2 separate regions of the Homo sapiens genome follow, and region 2 is linked to region 1. Evidence: chromatin contacts called from ENCODE Hi-C or POLR2A ChIA-PET data. All regions are on one chromosome and are shown on one strand. The core of a region is the stretch at or near the end of the contact, and the rest is flanking DNA. Distances in the headings are between cores, read along the strand shown. Region 1 holds the start of UBTD2 (ubiquitin domain containing 2). Region 2 holds the start of BOD1 (biorientation of chromosomes in cell division 1).

Region 1 (5,218 bases), core at 1,100-3,599:
CTTGTACCTGGGAGGTCAAGGCTGCAGTGAGCTGTGATCTGGCACTGCACTCCAGCTTGGGCGATAAAGCAAGAACCTGTCTCGAGAAACCAAACCAAGCCCTCCACACATCCCCCAAACCTAACTCACTACCACAGTATGTTTGAAAAGCTAGGGATCTGTGCCAACACCCTTAGGAAAAAGTCTTTCCCTTCCCAACAATCTACTTATTAAGCAATAATTTTTTTTATATGTTAACCTGCAACACACCTGAGTTAATTTCACTAAACCACAATTAACTCTTAATTATCATGACAATAATGGAGAATAAAAGCGTCCATAATCAAATTCCAGAAATAATCCTTTTAGTACAAGAGCCTCTTCCCTGACCCCAGTTACATCAGGGCCCATGTCCTCTCTCCAAAAGAAAATAAAGACGTTTGGTGGTTAATGTTCCTTTTTCTAAACTTCATGTACAGCAGAGCTTACGGTCCAGAGAACTCAGTCCTCAAAGAAACTGATACTATAGCTATCTAACTGGATACCACCGGTAATAAATTACCCAAAGCTAAGATTTCACGCTTTTTAAAGCCCATATTAATAATGCCTGTCTGGTCATAAGTCACACTACCAAAAGGCTTAAATAAATTAATCCACATACATTACGGAGAAGAGCAAAATGCTTATGACAATATTAAAATGAGTGTGAAAAAAATTTAATTAAAACTAAACACTAGCGATAACAAATACTAATATATTTCAGAATCATTAATGATCAACACAATTAGAGGAAGATTCATTTTGATCCTTCAATTTCACCTTAACCCAAGGCTGTTTTAAATCGTGCCCTTTTTATCTTCCTGCTTTGTTGTCACTGAGGATCTCAATATGCCAGTAATAATGCTACGACATAAAATACACTATAAAGTAGCATTTTCATGGACTTTTTCAAGACAACTTCCACTGAGTTCTCAAGTTATTTACCCAGGATTTAGTCATACAGGATACCCACAGATTTTAATAAAGTGGCATGGCTAACCATCATGGAATTCAGGAAATCCATTAGCCAAAAAACTTAGGTGTACATGGTTTGTGAAGAGAGCTTAAGTGACAGGGCAAGCAACTGGTCTAAATGTTAGTATGCTACGAAAAAGTTGTAAACCCTCCCATACCCAAACAATTTAAAAATTTACAGACATGCACATTTTAAGGCAGCTAACATTAGGTCACAAATCAAACCAACGCTGTCATCTTTGCCTAAAGGCTGTTTATCACTAAAATATTCTACAGAATGGACGTAACCAAAGGTCACTTAAATAAAGATAGAACTAATTTTATTATTATACTGCCATACTACAACTACTACTGATTGAATTAAAATACCTATCCTCAGCACGCTTTTACTATAAAGTAGGAGTGCGTTCCCGTGTTAGAAAACTTTTAAAGTACTGATCTTACTGGGTGGGGTAAGTCAGGGTCCAACTGCACTTGTACTTTTATCCTACATATTTTCCTTCTACGTAAGACAGATGGGAATGTGATTAGCCCACCCCGACAGCACACCGGCCTAACACCCCCAAGCTCTAGCTAGGAGCCACGTTTTACCCGGGAAGACCGTTTCCCCACCCCTCCTTAATACAATGCCTGCGGCCACTGGAGACTCCTCCAGCCGAGCTCCAGAAACTCGCAGGTTTAAATGGCCAATCTGGAACCAACCGGGGCAGCTGTCATCTGAAACTCAGGAAAGCTGAGACCAGCCAACTCCACAGAACAAGGAAGGGTGCGGAAAGATGTGGCGGGGCCCGTCGGAGGGAACGCATCAAGCTCCCTCCCCCCGCCATCAATTCGCTTTTCTGCAACCCCGGCGCCGCCATCCTGATCCTCAATAATTAAACGGCCTGGAGAGGGAGTGAGGTGGCCAGAAGGGCAGCTTCGGGTCCGACTTCCCCGAGCCGAGCGGGGCGGTCGGCGAGGCCAAGGGCTACGTCCCCGGCGCTCAGAGGACTTTTCTTCAGGGCTGGGGCGGGAAGGGGCGACCCCCGCGGCTGGCAGGACAGCCGGAAGCGGAGCGCGGGGAATGACGTGGAAGAGGGGATGACAAAGGGGCGCGGGGGCCCGGCGCGGCCCGCGGGGGTCGGGACAGGTGGCCGGGCCTGGCCGGGAACAATGGGGGGCCGAGGCTGCCCCCTGGCGCTCACCTACCTCCGGTGCCCTCCGAGTTCTCGTTGAGGCTGCCCGAGGAGTCGTGCTGGGCGCCCACACACCCGCCCATGGGGGCCCCCGGCGCCTCGTCCGCCACCTCCGGACGCTCGTCCGGGCCCGCCGCCGCCGCCGCTGCAGCCTCCTCCGGCGCCACCGCCGAGCTCCGGACAGGCGCGCCGCTCCGCTCGCCCGCCGCGGCCCAGCCTCCGCCCCCCTCGCCGCTCCACCCACCGCCTTGGCTCGGCCCCTTCCTCCGCGCCCACTTCTACCTCAACCCCCGGGCCGCCCGCCCGGCAGGCCTGGCCCGCGCGCCGCCCTCGCCTTCGGCTCAGCCCCGCCAGGCCAGGGCTGGCCCATCCCGGGCGGGCCGCAGCGCCCGCCTCGCCCCCTCACAGCCCCGCACACCCGAGTCCAGGCGAGCCCCGCGCCGGCGCCTCGCGTCCGCCAGGACCCATCGGCCCCCGGCCCGCGGCGCCGCCCTCCGCACCCACGGCCTGGGCTCGGCCCGGCCCGCCCGGAATCGCCGGAGAAGGGCGGGGCCACCGGAGGCCGCGCTCTGATTGGCTGCGGGCGGGGCTGCGAGCGGAGCGGGGCGAGGGTGAGGCGGGGGAGGGGACGCAGGGGGCTAGGTGGGGGGAGGACTGCAGGCGGGGGGAGGACTGGAGGCGAGGGGAGGAGGAGAGAGGGAGGACGGGAAGAAGAAAGGAGAGGGAAGAAGGGAGGGAAAGCAGGAAAAAGCCGAACAAAAGTGAGAAAAGAGGAGTGGGAAGGGGCGAAATCGAGTTCCTGGCTCCTCGGCCGTCGGCTCCTTCTTGCTGGTGGAAGCGGGTCGCACGGGGGAACCGAGAAGTAGTCGTGGAAGACTCGCAGGCGGGGACGGGGCGGTTTCCCAAATAACGGGGGCTCGGGGGAGAGTGTCCTGGCCGAACGTTGAGGTCCCAGCGCCCTTTGAATTTGTATGGCGCTCCGTGGGTTGGTACCCCGAATCTGGGCTTCCTCTTGCCTGCCCACCCCCGTCTTCCCTAAAATCATGGGGCCCCATTATTAGGGGTGGAGGCAGTGGTTGTGGCAAACCAAACTGAGATTAGAGGCGAGGCGTCCTGATGGAACGCCTGGAAAGAAGAGATAAACGCTGACCTTAGTTCAGGGGGCGTGGGTTTCTTTCATTTTCACGGGATTAATGATTCAAACAATACTACTTATCAAGATCCTGCCTTTGGGTATCTTAAATCGTCCTTAGGCCAAAGTGAAGTGTAAATGAGTGAAACACCCTGCCTTTTCGAATCTAGAATTTGGGACATTGACCACGCCCAACATTCTTGGCGGTTACTTTTCCAATCTCAGCCAAATTGTTAATGGTCCCTTTAGAATTGTGCTTCGTGCTATGATGCCTTAAAATTGTTATCATCCTGCTTGGGACTTTCTAAAGCTTATTTCTGCCTAAGAAGCTGTTTTAACTATCTGCTCCATTTTTATATCAGACTTTCTTTTTTTAACATCCTGGGTCAGCTTTTGCTTAGCACGAAAAAAAATTTTTTAAGTTGAAATACCTAAGAAAGAGATGCTCTGCAGCTTGGGATTTGCATTTAAATATATTCTCATACATTGCTGGTGGGAGTGTAAATTGGTTCAATCTTTTTTGCAAAGCAATTTGGCAATGCAGATCAAGAGCCTTAAAAATGTTCATATCCTTTGACTCGGGATTATTCCACATCTGGAAATCTAGCTCACAGAAATAGATCAAGCTATTATACAAAGATTTAGATCTCTGTATTCATTTGATAAAAAGACAGTAGACAAGCAAAACCTACACTTAGGTTAAAACACAGAAATGTCGTGAGATATAGAAATCTGCTATATTAAACTCATCCTGAAGAATTAGTATTGTCCTCAGTTGTGGTCCTGAACATTCCAAAAAGAGCTTATGCCATCGATGTTATTATGAGTTTTCAGAGGTTGCTCTGACATCAGGGGCTGTGTCACAAAGCCTTCTGTCTGATCATTTTCAACTAACTATACACGTTGGCAGACACATCACTTCATCACTTCCCTGAAGAAGAGAAGCTGCATGCCGAATATTTGCAAAGAGATTGCTTTGTCCTGAATTTCACTCTAGAAATTGCAGAAACCAAGACTTCCACGATGTCTATTAAACAGATGGTAGGCACCCAAATGATGAGGGCTCTCCGATGAGCACTGAGGAGTTGGCACTAGGAAGAGAGAGCAATCTCGGGGAGAGATTCTCAGCAATAGATGTTCTCCACCCTGCCTTTATCTTAGAGACACATTTCCCAGGAGGCAGAGTAGTGTCGCAGTCAGGGCCCCAGCTTGGCGATTAACTTCCTGGATTGGAATCTGGCTTTCATCGTGTACTAGCTATATGGTCTGAAGTTTCTGCCAGACATGGTGGCTCACGCCTGTGATCCCAGCACCTTGGGAGGCTGAGGTGGGAAGCTCACTTGAGCCCAGCTGTTTCAGACCAGCCTGAGCAACATAGGGAGACCCTGTCTCTACGAAAAAATTTTAAAAATTAGCGGGGCGTGGTGGTGAGCGCCTGTAGTCCCAGCTACTCAGGGGGCTGAGGTGGGAGAATTACCTGAATCCAGAGAGGTGGAGGCTACAGTAAGCTGTGATCGCGCCACTGCACTCCAGTGTGGGTGACAGAGCGAGACCCTGTCTCAAAAAAAGAAAAAAGAAAGTTTGGCCGGGCACGGTGGTTCATGCCTGTAATCCTAGCACTCTGGGAGGCCGAGGCGGGCGGATCACGAGGTCAGGAGTTGGAGGCCAGCCTGGCCAATATGGTGAAATCCCATCTCTATTAAAAATACAAAAATTAGGCTGGGCGTGGTGCCTCATGCCTGTAATCCCAGCATTTTGGGAGGCTGAGGCAGGCGGATCACAAGGTCAGGAGATCGAGACCATCCTGGCTAACATGGTGAAACCCCGTCTCTACTAAAAATACAAAAAATTAGCCGGGCGTGGTGGCAGGCGCCTGTAGTCCCAGCTACTCAGGAGGCTGAGGCAGGAGAATGGCGTG
Region 2 (5,712 bases), core at 2,828-5,327, 1.3 Mb after region 1:
CCTCCACCTCCACTTTTGTGCGTCACTCAGATAAGCTATCAATAGCACCTTTATTAACTAAGGTTCAGTTTGTTACTGTGAAGTACGATACTTTATTAAGACTATGCCTTCCTGAAAGCTGTCACCATTACACTTTAGAGGTGGCAGTCCTGGTGGACTCAAAGAATTTATTTAGTTCACATTCACCTGTGAGAATAAAGATCCAACTCCTCTTGCCCAAGATCCAAACCCTGATATCTTGGTATAAAACTCACATATATGTTTGGACAACACTGAAACTTCAAAGAGCAGGGAAAATGTCTCACGATTTGGAATGCCTTTTGATGCACCCAGTAGAGATGCACACAGGAGGCCTTCACAGGCTGCAGAAACTGGAATTTCAACTGAGTACTTTGCTTCCTTTAACCTTAATTATAACAAAAGAGCAGACTGCTGCAACTCCTAAGTGATACTTGATATAAAGTCCCATCAACCTTGACTAAACAGAGACCTCAACCTTCTTGTGCATCACACTTGTGATGACTGCCTTTTCAAAAGCTTTAAATTCTGCTTACTTACTGAACCACACTCTGCCTCAGACCATTTCGCAACTGGTTTTTGTTCATCGTAGGATTCCATTCCTGCTTGTCCAGATGTGTTGACACAAAATTATCCACTTTCTGCCTCAGGTTTTGGTAAGCTGGCTAAAATGTTAAAAAGAGGAGGCAAGGTCAGAAGTTATATGCACCAAAGTTTTGAACTTAGTCTCTCAGAACACTGCTTTTCACAGAAACGTTATTAAGTCTAAATACACTTCCACTGTGCATGAAGATCACCATGCAATGTGGCAGTCAGGAATTAATGGTTAACACAAGTGCCCACCTGATGGTGGGTGGGCACAATGCCAGGCGCTTTACTTATATTATTCCATTTGCTTTTAAGTAACTCTACATGCAGCAGGCCTGACATCAACCCACAGCCTGGACCCACACCTGGGCAGCCTGCAGCCAAGCCACCAGCTGAAGCCTTCCTAGCTCAGCTGAACTTTGGTAGACCTGCCGCCCCATGAACATGTGAACAAGTGCTGGTTATAAGCTGCTGAGATTCAGTTTGCTATGCAGCATTACTGCGGCAAAGTTTGCTAACAGTCAGGGAAATGAAGTTGACAAAGGAACCAGCAGGCCTCAATTCCATGACTGGCCTCTTCCAAAAGGTTGAGAGAGCAAACTCAAAGACTCCACTAAACCTGGAAAAGAGAAAGGCAAGGAAATGGGGGCAGAGGAGTAAAATTCACAGATACCATGTGCTATCTGCCTAGTAACGCCTTCTTTCTAGTAACTGTCTTCCTCTCTTCACAAGGGTAGGGCAGAGGGTGCCACAGGAGTGGGTGCCTGAGCCACGCTAAGACAATGCAGACATTCCCTGGGATTTCCCAGATTGGAGCTGACAGCCTCTCTCTAGAGGAAGAAGCTGTAAAATGTAATCAAGAGATACTAGTAACCAAATGGATGACTCCACTCTGAACCAACAGTAAAACAGATATCAACAGAGATGAAAGACAGAACGAATGGGGAATATCTGGTTCCAAACGCACGCCTACCACCCTCTGGGAGAGTTTGTTCGTTCAATCCTTCCCTGGATTCCGTAAGACAATAGATTCTCCCCTTTGCATAAAGCAGTTAGGATTATTTTTGTCCCTTGTAAGCATAAATCCTGATGCCATACCGTCTACTCAAAATAACGCACCTGGTTTGAGATGATACGAACTGTTTACCGAAAAAGGACAAAGGACAGTGAACATCACCACCAAAACACGTAACAAACCCAGGCGATACAGAATCATCTCAGTTCAAGAAGTCAAAGGAACTCATGAGCCCACTCATAACGTTTTACTGTACTACCAACCCCTCCACCTGTTCACTTATCAGTTCAAAGTAAATTACAGTGCAAAGTAAATTACAGACATCTGTTCAATTTCCCCTAAATACTTCAGCAGTCTGGGGTGGGGCCCAAAATGTGCATTTCTAACAAGTTCTCAGGTGATGCTGATGTTAATCCAAGCACCACGCTTTGAGAACCACTGGGCTGAAGCAACAAAGGTCTCAGATAAGATATGCCTGAAAAAACACTATCTTCAAGAACTAAAACAACCTGGAATTCTCAGAAGGAACAGCTAAGGAGCTGTACATGGGAAGGTTCCAACCACTCTCCCTCACCAGCCGCTCAAGAGGGTAGTCCCCTCCCCCCTCAGGGGATACGTTCCAAGATCCCCAGTGGGTGCCTGAAACCTCAGGTAGTACTGAACCCTATATACACTACGCATGAATGTCTTTGAGGGCCATTATGAAGTAAAATAGGGGTTACCTGAACACAAGTACTTCCATACCGCAACAATTGGGTAAATGAAACCGCAGAAAGCAAAACCTTGGATGGGGCGGGCTACTGTAGTCGCTTTTGTTTTAAAATCACACACAAAACCTAACGGAATATAAGAAATATGAATGGAGAACTTGTCCTAGGAAAGGTGAAAGCTCTGTCAATACAGATCTGGGATGTATATGTATTAAATTACTTTGTTTCAAGGACAGACTTCTAGTTGGGCTTTTCATCTTGGAGAAGGAACAGTGTATACCACTTTCTCTCTCTACATCCGTATTTACCACCTGGTTTATTTACATGTCAGTTTTCTAACCTAGACTATAAGTTTTGAGGATGGGGTAGTGACTTATTCCTGTAATCGCACAGCTTGGCAACTAGAGGCCAATAAACGTTCAACGAATAAACAGACTACGTTTTTCCCTATCTTAAGGTCTAATTCTAAGCTCACAATCTTGCTGTGAGGTAAGCAAAATGTTTCCATGACAGGCTCTGGTAGGAGAAATCACTACCCTGCAGGAGTCCAGTGACAGGGTCTCCTAACCTACAACCACAGTCGTGGCTAGACAAGTTTTGAAAAGGAAGAAAATGAACATTCCAGCAACTACTGTATGTCTGATACTTAACACCCATTATTTCATTGAATCCAAACCACCCTGACGAGTAGGTAAAGTGAAATAGCGTTTTACTGGTGGGACTGACCAATGGCATTAGGATCTCAACTAGGCACCAAATCTCCTTTTATCAATGATGAAGTGCAAAATAAGGGTGCTGTTTCTACAATTTATCTTAATTCAACGCCGTACTAGTCTGCAAAACAATGAGCTAGAGAAAAGGAATAAACAGCTATAAAATGGTGATGACTGTGTGTTCAAATCATTGTGTTTAATGCCAGCTTCTCAGTGGTGAGTACGGAACAGGTGGAAATTCTAAAGCACGCTTGCTTATCTACTTGGTTTCGAAGTTTGTTATTAAGGGCCTCAGAGGAGTTCCATCTTGGGAATGATACGGTCTAGGCTCTAAAACCCACATTGAAACCCCAAGTTCGGAGAAGGGACTGGGTAAAATCACAACTAGTAGTAAATGTATCAGGCAGGAACCCACGTGTGCATCGCTCAGAAAGCTCTCCGTACTGCCCCAAGCGGTGTAAGACCTCACCGCTGAGATTTCTAAGCTATCTTTTGTTTTGCTCTCGGCTTTCGAAAATCAAAGCTGCCACCCGGCGGCCTCACGTGCAGCCCCGCTCCCCAACGCCCAGGCGGCCGCAGCTACCTTGGTGTCCACGTCGGCCAGGCAGTCCCGGCGGAAGCTGTCAAAAAGGCCCCGGCTCTTGAGCTGCTCCACGATGAGAGCGATGAGCTGCGGGTCGCCGGGAGGCAGCGAGGCCGGGTTGATGGGGCCACCGCCCCCGCTGGCCCCAGTAGCGCCAGTCGCTGCCCCGGCAGAGGCCTGGCTAGTTCCGCCGCCGCCCACCGCGCCAGTTCCCCCGCCGCCGCCGCCGTCCGCCATGGCTGCGCCCCGGGCCCACAAGGGAGAACGACTATAGCTTCTTCTCCAGGACAGAAGGCCTAGAACGTGTAGAGGTGGTGAAGGGGGCGGTGAAGGAGGAGGGCCCCAAGGCGGCAGCGGCGGAGGTGGCGATGGCGGCAGGGGCGGTGGTGGGGGCGGCGGCGGCGAAGGCCCCCTCTGATACAGCAGAGGTTGTGGTGGACGCGGCAGAAACGGCCTGCTCGATTCCAGGCGCACCCCAGATGGCGTCAACGTTGACCTTTGCATTGTGGGGCGGGAAGTTTTCTGTGGCCATCTCCGGCGTTCTTTATAGGCAGCGGCCTAGCCGAGAGAAACTACAACTCCCGGCAGGGTTCGTGCTTGCTCGTCGCGATTTCGCGGGGTAATATGGGAACTGTAGGCGCAGGCCTCGTGATCGCTGCAACCCGCCAGGCCTTCCCCGCCAGGCCTTCCCCGCCCACTCTCTGCTCACTTCCCATTCAATCAACACGTCCCAGCAGTGCCCGATTATAACAGTCATCTGTGGAGCTGATTAAAAGTATAGATTACCAGAATTATTTCTTAAAGATTTTTATCCAGTATTTACGGGTCGAGACCTAGCAATCTGTGCTTCAGCATGCACTCCCACGTCCTTCTTGAACAACATGTTCCGGGAAATTCCGGAAACAGTGGAACAGTCAAACTTCTATTGTTCAGAAATTTGTGAGTTTCCCTCCTTTTGGTTTTAATAGCAATGCATACTCATTTTAGAAAATTGGAAAATAACGGAAAAGTGTGAAGAAGAAAATAAAAGTTTTCCTTAAGTCTGTCTTATATGTGTGTGGATTTCCTCCCAAATATTAAATATTGTCAATCATAAGCCAATATTGAATAATTGAAAAGTGTCAGGCGTGATGCTATGCACTTTCCACGCACTTCTTCACGATAATTTAAAAAAGCAGATACATACTACTATTATTGCTATTTACAGACGTAGAAATGGAGGCAGAAGAAAGTTTGTTAACCTAATCACATACCTAGAGGTAGAAAAGTAGGATTTGAACCCAGGTTTTGAGGATCTAAATCTTGCATTTTAGCCTGAGGTATCCTGAGAGCTAGTTGGTATCCCACAATAGGTAAGGCTTTATATCCTGATTTTTTTAAGTAGCCACAATTCACCATTGGAATCCTATAGCTGCCACCATTATCCTCTCTTCCCTTCATCTTTTGCCTATTGTTAGCTCAGCTCCCCCTCCCAACCTCAGCAATTATGTCTGCTATTGTTGTTTCCTCATCTTACACAAGCAGCAGAGGGGATGTAAATAGCAAATTCTGCAATATCCTTGGCTCCTGCGAAGATGCAGAATTGGCAAAGATCCAGGATGTTCTCCACACCAATATTTAGTACTCAAGACAGTTTAATTTTTTTTTCTTTTTTTTTTTTGAGACAGAGTCTCACTCTATCGCCCAGGCTGGAGTGCAGTGGTGCAATCTTGGCTCACTGCAGCCTCCACCTCCTGGGTTCAAGCAATTCTCCTGCCTCAGCCTCCCGAGTAGCTGGGATTACAGGCGCATGCCACCATACCTGGCTAATTTTAGTATTTTTAGTAGAGATGGGGGTTTCACCATGTTGGCCAGGCTGGTCTTGAATTCCTGACCTCAAGTGATCTACCCGCCTCAGCCTCCCAAAGTGCTGGGATTACAGGTGTGAGCCACCACACCTGTCCAAGAGAGTTTAAATTAACCCTCAAAAGAAACATTCAGGTGTTGGATTATACTCATCCTCTAACACCAGCTCAATCATTCACAATGGGTCAGTTAATGACAAACATTCTCTCTTAATAGCTCACCATCCTTGAGATTACCTAA

The links. A loop is a pair of places that touch in the nucleus more often than their neighbours do. ChIA-PET counts read pairs that join two places held with the same protein, here RNA polymerase II (POLR2A). Pooled maps may share reads with other maps.
Region 2: a map of ascending aorta shows a loop between it and region 1 (4-fold over the local background). The contact joins the promoter of BOD1 here to the promoter of UBTD2 in region 1. A Hi-C loop is called at or near these places in 2 of 168 maps with a recorded cell type or tissue (CD4-positive, alpha-beta memory T cell and ascending aorta) and 15 of 50 pooled maps. POLR2A ChIA-PET finds 5 or more read pairs at or near these places in 1 of 52 experiments (T-cell).

Annotation. Positions count from the first base shown.
Region 1 is chr5:172,281,415-172,286,632 of GRCh38, forward strand. UBTD2 (ubiquitin domain containing 2) reads right to left here and starts at 2,350. Exons shown (of 3, transcript NM_152277.3): 1 at 2,182-2,350. The coding sequence starts at 2,251. LOC100288254 (a long non-coding RNA gene) reads left to right here and starts at 4,183. Exons shown (of 2, transcript NR_130933.1): 1 at 4,183-4,341. RefSeq lists a silencer at 1,943-2,852 and enhancers at 2,427-3,027, 3,028-3,627.
Region 2 is chr5:173,612,573-173,618,284 of GRCh38, forward strand. It overlaps BOD1 (biorientation of chromosomes in cell division 1), which reads right to left and starts at 4,078. Exons shown (of 4, transcript NM_138369.3): 1 at 3,628-4,078; 2 at 559-683. The coding sequence starts at 3,864. RefSeq lists silencers at 3,885-3,934, 3,945-4,014 and enhancers at 3,995-4,254, 4,275-4,354.